Linked DNA regions of Homo sapiens: region 1 is linked to region 2. The links are chromatin loops, found by intact Hi-C in ENCODE. Cell type or tissue: PC-9. All regions are shown on one strand. Links, peaks and the distances in the headings refer to the core of each region. The heading gives the core; the rest is flanking DNA. Region 1 overlaps MAP4K3-DT (MAP4K3 divergent transcript). Region 2 has its middle 23 kb from the start of TMEM178A.

The links. Peaks named below come from ENCODE experiments on the same cell type or tissue, not always from the same donor. Only the 100,000 strongest peaks of a DNase experiment are listed, where the experiment ranks them.
Region 1: it touches region 2 in a loop (7-fold over the local background); 1 of 110 quality-filtered maps calls a loop at or near these places.

The regions. Positions count from the first base shown.
Region 1 is chr2:39,570,155-39,573,081 of GRCh38, forward strand. The region is part of intron 5 of MAP4K3-DT (MAP4K3 divergent transcript); the gene reads left to right. Among named protein-coding and RNA genes, the nearest start is that of TMEM178A, 94 kb to the right of the region's middle. In PC-9, for the core only: no CTCF peak of the experiment used is centred there; a DNase peak (open chromatin) is centred at 1,357.
Region 2 is chr2:39,641,072-39,643,998 of GRCh38, forward strand. No RefSeq gene overlaps it. Among named protein-coding and RNA genes, the nearest start is that of TMEM178A, 23 kb to the right of the region's middle. In PC-9, for the core only: no CTCF peak of the experiment used is centred there; a DNase peak (open chromatin) is centred at 1,470.

The DNA of each region.
Region 1 (2,927 bases), core at 307-2,806, 71 kb before region 2:
GTGTGAGTAGGTCATTAGATATGTTGACATTTGCTGATGATGCTAATATTTACAAAGTCCTCATTCTATACCAGACATATCCATTGTTTAATTTCATCTTCACAACTTTTGATGTAGATGCTTCCTTTACTTTCATCTACAGATGGGGGACTCAGGCCAAGAAAGGTTACATAATTTGCCCCAAATCACAGAGAAGCTTATGGATCAAAGATCAGAACCTAGGAGGTCTGACTTCCAAATCCAAACTTGAACTGCTGCGCCCACTGGCTAGAGATAAGTCAACAGTTGAAATGAACAGGCTAATTGTTTCCCCCTCAAAGCACTGGAAAAAGGAAACAGCAGCTATTTGGAATGAGATTTTTGCATCCTGGTCTGCTAAAGATCATGGTCCTGAAAAACAGAGCATGGTATCTGAGAAATTAGTGTTCTTAGTTTATAGAAGGGCCCCTCCCTGTTCTATAGGACTAGCTAAAGGGTGGTAGAACCAGATTGAGCGTTAGAGCATTCTCCATCCCCTACACCTCTCTTTCCATTTTGGGTAACTTGAGGACATTCTCCACACTCCCTGCAAGATCTGTAAAGTACTTTAGGTGCTGTTAGCAAGGTTCAGAGGGTCACTACCAGCTGATCCCACTGCTTCTCACTGTTGGCCTGAAAAACAATTCCATTTAGATCTGGATTGCCTAAAAGTTTGTGTGTGTGTGTAAAGGGTGTAGAAGGATTACTACTAGACACGATTCTTCTCTTTTTTTAGAAAGAATAATTTGAAATACAAACAAAATAAGGCTGTGGGGTCTTATTCCCAGCAGCTGGCAGACTTTCACTTAATTAAACTACCGTGATTGCTTTATTCATATATTTTGCTTGCCCCCATTCTCTTCCTCTCTGACTCCTTATAAAAACAATACTATTTCATGAAGGGAGAAATTAAATGCTGTTAGTCTTTAAGACCAACACTAATTAACAGCATTTATTTTTACTGTGATTGCCTACGTGAAAGTATGCAAAAGTAAATTTATATTCTGAGAATGTGGTTGCTTTGGTCTGAAGCGGTAAAGGGAATTAACTGTTCCTGGGAACTCATCATTCTTTGCTTGAAATTCTCCAGAGAGCAGTGAAACACCAGTGCCAGGGGCAGAATATAGAAACAAGGGCCGAATGCTGTGGCCAATTGAGCTGCCAGCCACCAGTATGATCATTCTCAAATCCAGGTCTGACCTACTTTCTCTCCTGTTGCAAAACCTGAGATGGATCTCCTGCCTGCTGGGTCAAGGTGAAGCTCCTCAGCCTGGCATTTAAAACATTTTGCAGTCTGGCTCCCTCTCTCTCCAGCCTTATCTCCCTGTACTCACCACTGCATGCCAATGCTCCGATTGTAGCCCTGCCCCTCATCATTCTTTTTACATCTCTGTGGCTTTTTGGAAATGACTCCCTTTTGTTTTAAGGCCTTCCACACCCACCACACCCGTGCTACCTGGTGAGTCTTGTCATCCTTTAAATTGAAGGTTGGAGCTTGCCTTTTCTGTGCAGCCTGTCTGAACTCCCCCGGCAAAGTTAGTTTCTCCCTCCCCTGTGCTCCCACACTACTTTGCATATTTTTATCAGAGCATTTATCACAATGTATTGTAATGTTATTGGCATGGCTGTCTCCTTCATTAAACTGTGTCCTATTTATTCTTGTTATCCACTTCCAATTTCAGGGTCTGGCACAATCCTGTCACATAGAAATACTTAATAGATGCTTATTGAATGACTGAATTATGGCTGTTATTATATGTCAATTAATATTTACTGTGTGTTTACTATGTGCAAAGCCTCATGTGTGCTGTGTTTGCCTGTGTATTGAGAAAGGGAGAGACATATGTAATGTGGGTCACAGTCCTAAAGAAACATAAAATTCTGTGTGAGACAAAAAATTAAAAAGCAAAGCAGAAGGACCTAAACATTATACCTAGATACAGGTATAGTCAACCCTCCACATCTGTGGGTTCCACAACCATGGGATTCCACATCCGTGGATTCAATCAACTGTTGGTCCAAAATATTTGGGGAAAAAATGGTTGGTTGCATCTGTACTGAACATGTACAGACTTTTTCCTTGTCCTTATTCCCTAAACAATACAGGATAGCAATTATTTACATAGCATTTACATTGTATTAGCTATTATAAGGAATCTAGAGATGATTCAAAGTATACGAGAAGAGGTGTGTAGGTTATATGCAAATACTACTGTTATCGGGAAGGGGTCCTGATTCAGACGCCAAGAGAGGGTTCTTGGACCTCGTGCAAAAAAGAATTCAGGGCGAATCCATAGAGTAAAGTGAAAACAAGTTTATTAAGAAAGTAAAGGAATAAAAGAATGGCTACTCCAAAGACAGAACAGTGGCTTGGGCTGCTCGCTTATTATACTTATAGTTATTTCTTGATTATATGCTAAACAATGGATGGATTATTCATGAGTTTTCCGGGAAAGGGGTGGGCAGTTCCCAGAACTGAGGGTTCCTGCCCTTTTTAGATCATATAGGGTAACTTCTGGACATTGCCAGGGCATCTGTAAATTGTCATGGAGCTGGTGGAAGTGTCTTTTAGCATGCTAATGTATTATAATTAGCATATAATGAACAGTGAGGACAACCAGAAGTCACTTTCATCACCATCTTGGTTTTGGTGGGTTTTGGCCAGCTTCTTTACCGCAATCTATTTTCCTGTTTTAGCAGTAAGGTGTTTGTGACGTGTGTCTTGTGCCGACATCCTATCTCATCCTGTGCCTTAGAATGTCTAACCTACTGGGCATGCAGCCCAGTAGGTCTCAGCCTTATTTTACCCAGCCCCTATTCAAGATGGAGTAGCTCTGGTTCAAACACCTCTGACACTGCTGTATTTTATAAAAGGAACTTGAGCATCCATGGATTTTGGTATGGGCAGG
Region 2 (2,927 bases), core at 245-2,744:
CACAGACATCATGATGTACATTAGATCCCCAGGACCCATTCATCTTACCTAACTGAAACTTTATACCCTTTGACAAACATCTCCCTATTTCCTCCTCCTTCCCTCACCCTGTGCCCTTGGCAATCACCATTTTACTCTCTGGTTCTGTGAGTTTTATTTTAGATTCCACATGCAGGTGGGCGCTTGCAGTATTTGTCTTTCTGCATCTGGCTTATTTCACTTAGCATAATGTTTCCCAGGTCCATTCATGTTGTTGCAAATTTACTTCTTTTTATGGTTGAATAATATTCCTTTATGTATGTATACACACACAATGGAATATATATATATATACGCACACACACATATATATATTTATATCACATTTTAAAAGAATTCTAACTTTAAACTCTTTCTATGAATCCTTGAATTTACAACTAGTGATAAAATCTCACACACACACACACACACACACACACACAAACATACACATGTTCTACCTTGAATTACTACCAAGTCAAACAACCACAAAGCTGGCCAATGAATAGCTAATAACTGGTTGAATGATCAGCCCATATATTCTTTGGCAAATTGGATCAAACCACAGAAAAGTAGTCTCAGATAAAGTGAACAATATAACATAATTTACTTTCTCATAGAGAGAGGCTCTATTTAATTTTCACACCCCTGTGTCTGGTGTCCTTTCATGAAATACAGTAGTCTCCTTCTCAAAACTTCCCTGCTGGTGAAAGACATGCATTTTTTTAATGCACTCTTAATTTCTGGTATATAGGAATAAACTATGCCTCTGGGAAAGAAATGCATTGCATGGATACACTTTGTGAAGGTAAACACACAGAGGCATTCTGCTTTCTGTTAATTAATGACAGTGACGACAAGTTTTTATAGGAAACCAATTTTGCTTTTGAACACCAGGGAGATCTTTGAGCATAAGAAATATTTCAATTTAGGAAAATTATAGCACAGCCAAAAGCCCAAATGTAACAGGTGAATTATAGTTGGTCTAAAAAATTAGACACATTAGGAATTGGTCCATGAATGTTCAGTAAATACAACTAGATCCCTGAAAATATTTTCTCGAAGCTAAAGACAACTCTGAAAGTTGGGATTTGTTCCAGCATTTTCCCAGGAGGTGGAATTCAGATGCATGGGCTGGGACTGTGGGAGCTGAGAGATGCTAGAGTGGTGAGCAGCCCGCTGGGCAGAACCTTGCCTGGCTGGTGAGAGATTGATGTTCCCTGGTTCCAAATGGAGACTGAGTCTGACATATTTGCAGAGTGGAAGTTTGAGCTTCTCTTGTTTTTATTCATTACAAAGTCATTTATGAATGCACACTAACTGTGACATGACCTCGCTGGTATATTTAAAGCAACCCTAGGCTGGTGGGGTCAAAAGTTTCATTGTACACACAGATGCGGCTTGTCAGCAGGAATGCAGATTTTGGCAGGGTTAGAGGCAATGGATGTGAGGGCTGAGTCACCCTGCAGAGCATGCCAGATAACCCCTCCCCAACCCACACAATGGGTTCTATTCTAGTGCCATTCCTAACTGCACGATCTATACTGTATCTGTCTTGGATTTGTGTGCGATTGTCTGCATAGAGGCATAGTTGGTGACAAAAGAATGATGAAAATCAGAACAGTTACTTAAAGTGAAAACACCAAAGTCTGGGTTCTCTGAGCTCTCTCGCAGGTGTTTACTCTTTGACTTCTAAAATCAGTTCCACAGAAATACTCAAGTGTCCACAAATACACACATACAAAGAAGTTAATTACAGCATGGTATAGAAGAATGACAAATTGGCTGGGTGCGGTGGCTCACGTCTGTAATTCCAGCACTTTGGGAGGCTGAGGCAGGTGGGTCAGTTGAGCCCAGTTTTAGACCAGCCTGGGCAACATGGCAAAACCCCATCTCCACAAAAAATACAGAAATTAGCCAGACATGGTGGTGCACACCTGTGGTTCCAGCTACTGGGGAGGCTGAGGTGGGAGGATCACCTGAGCCCAGGTGGTTGAGGCTGCAGTGAGCCATGATCAAGCCACTGCACTCCAGCCTGGGTGACAAAGTGAGACCCTGCCTCAAATAAATAAATAAATAAATAAATAAAGACAAATTGGAAACAACATAAATCGGAGGGGGTCATAAATTATGACAGGGGTCCCCAACCCCCAGGCCATGGACCAGTACTGGTCCGTGGCCTGTTAGGAACTGTCCATAGAGTAGGAAGTGACCTGCGGCAGGCCAGCATTACCGCCTGAGCTCAGATCAGCGGCAGGCATTAGATTCTCATAGGAGCGTGAACCCTATTGTGAACTGCACACGCAAGGGATCTAGGTTGCACGCTCCTTATGAGAATCTAATAATGCCTAATGATCTGTCACTGTCTCCCATCACCTCCAGATGGTACCGTCTAGTTGCAGGAAAACAAGCTCAGGACTCCCACTGATTCTACGTTATGGTGAGTATGAAATAATGATAGAAATAAAGTGCACAATAAATGTAATGTGTTTGAATCATCCTGAACCCCCGCCCCCTGTCCTGTGTAAAAATTGTCTTCCACAAAACTGGTACCTAGTGTCAAAAAGATGGGGAAGTGATGAATTATGATACATTTTTGCAATGGAGTATTATGTAGCTGTGAAAAACAGCCAGGCAGCTTTATATGGATAAAAATGCCCATCACAGATTGCTAAGGAAAACATCAAATGGCATATATATGTATATGTGTGTGTGTATATATAAAATCTCATTTCTGTGTTTTAAAAAACCATGTGTGTGAACCAGGGTTACAGTGTTACCTTTGGAAAGTGGAGTTAGACCAGGTAAAAGAAGGACCAGCACTTTGTTTTTTGTTTTGTTTTGTTTTGTTTTGTTTTTGAGACAGAGTCTCGCTCTTGGCCCAGGATGGAGTGCAGTGGCGTGATCTT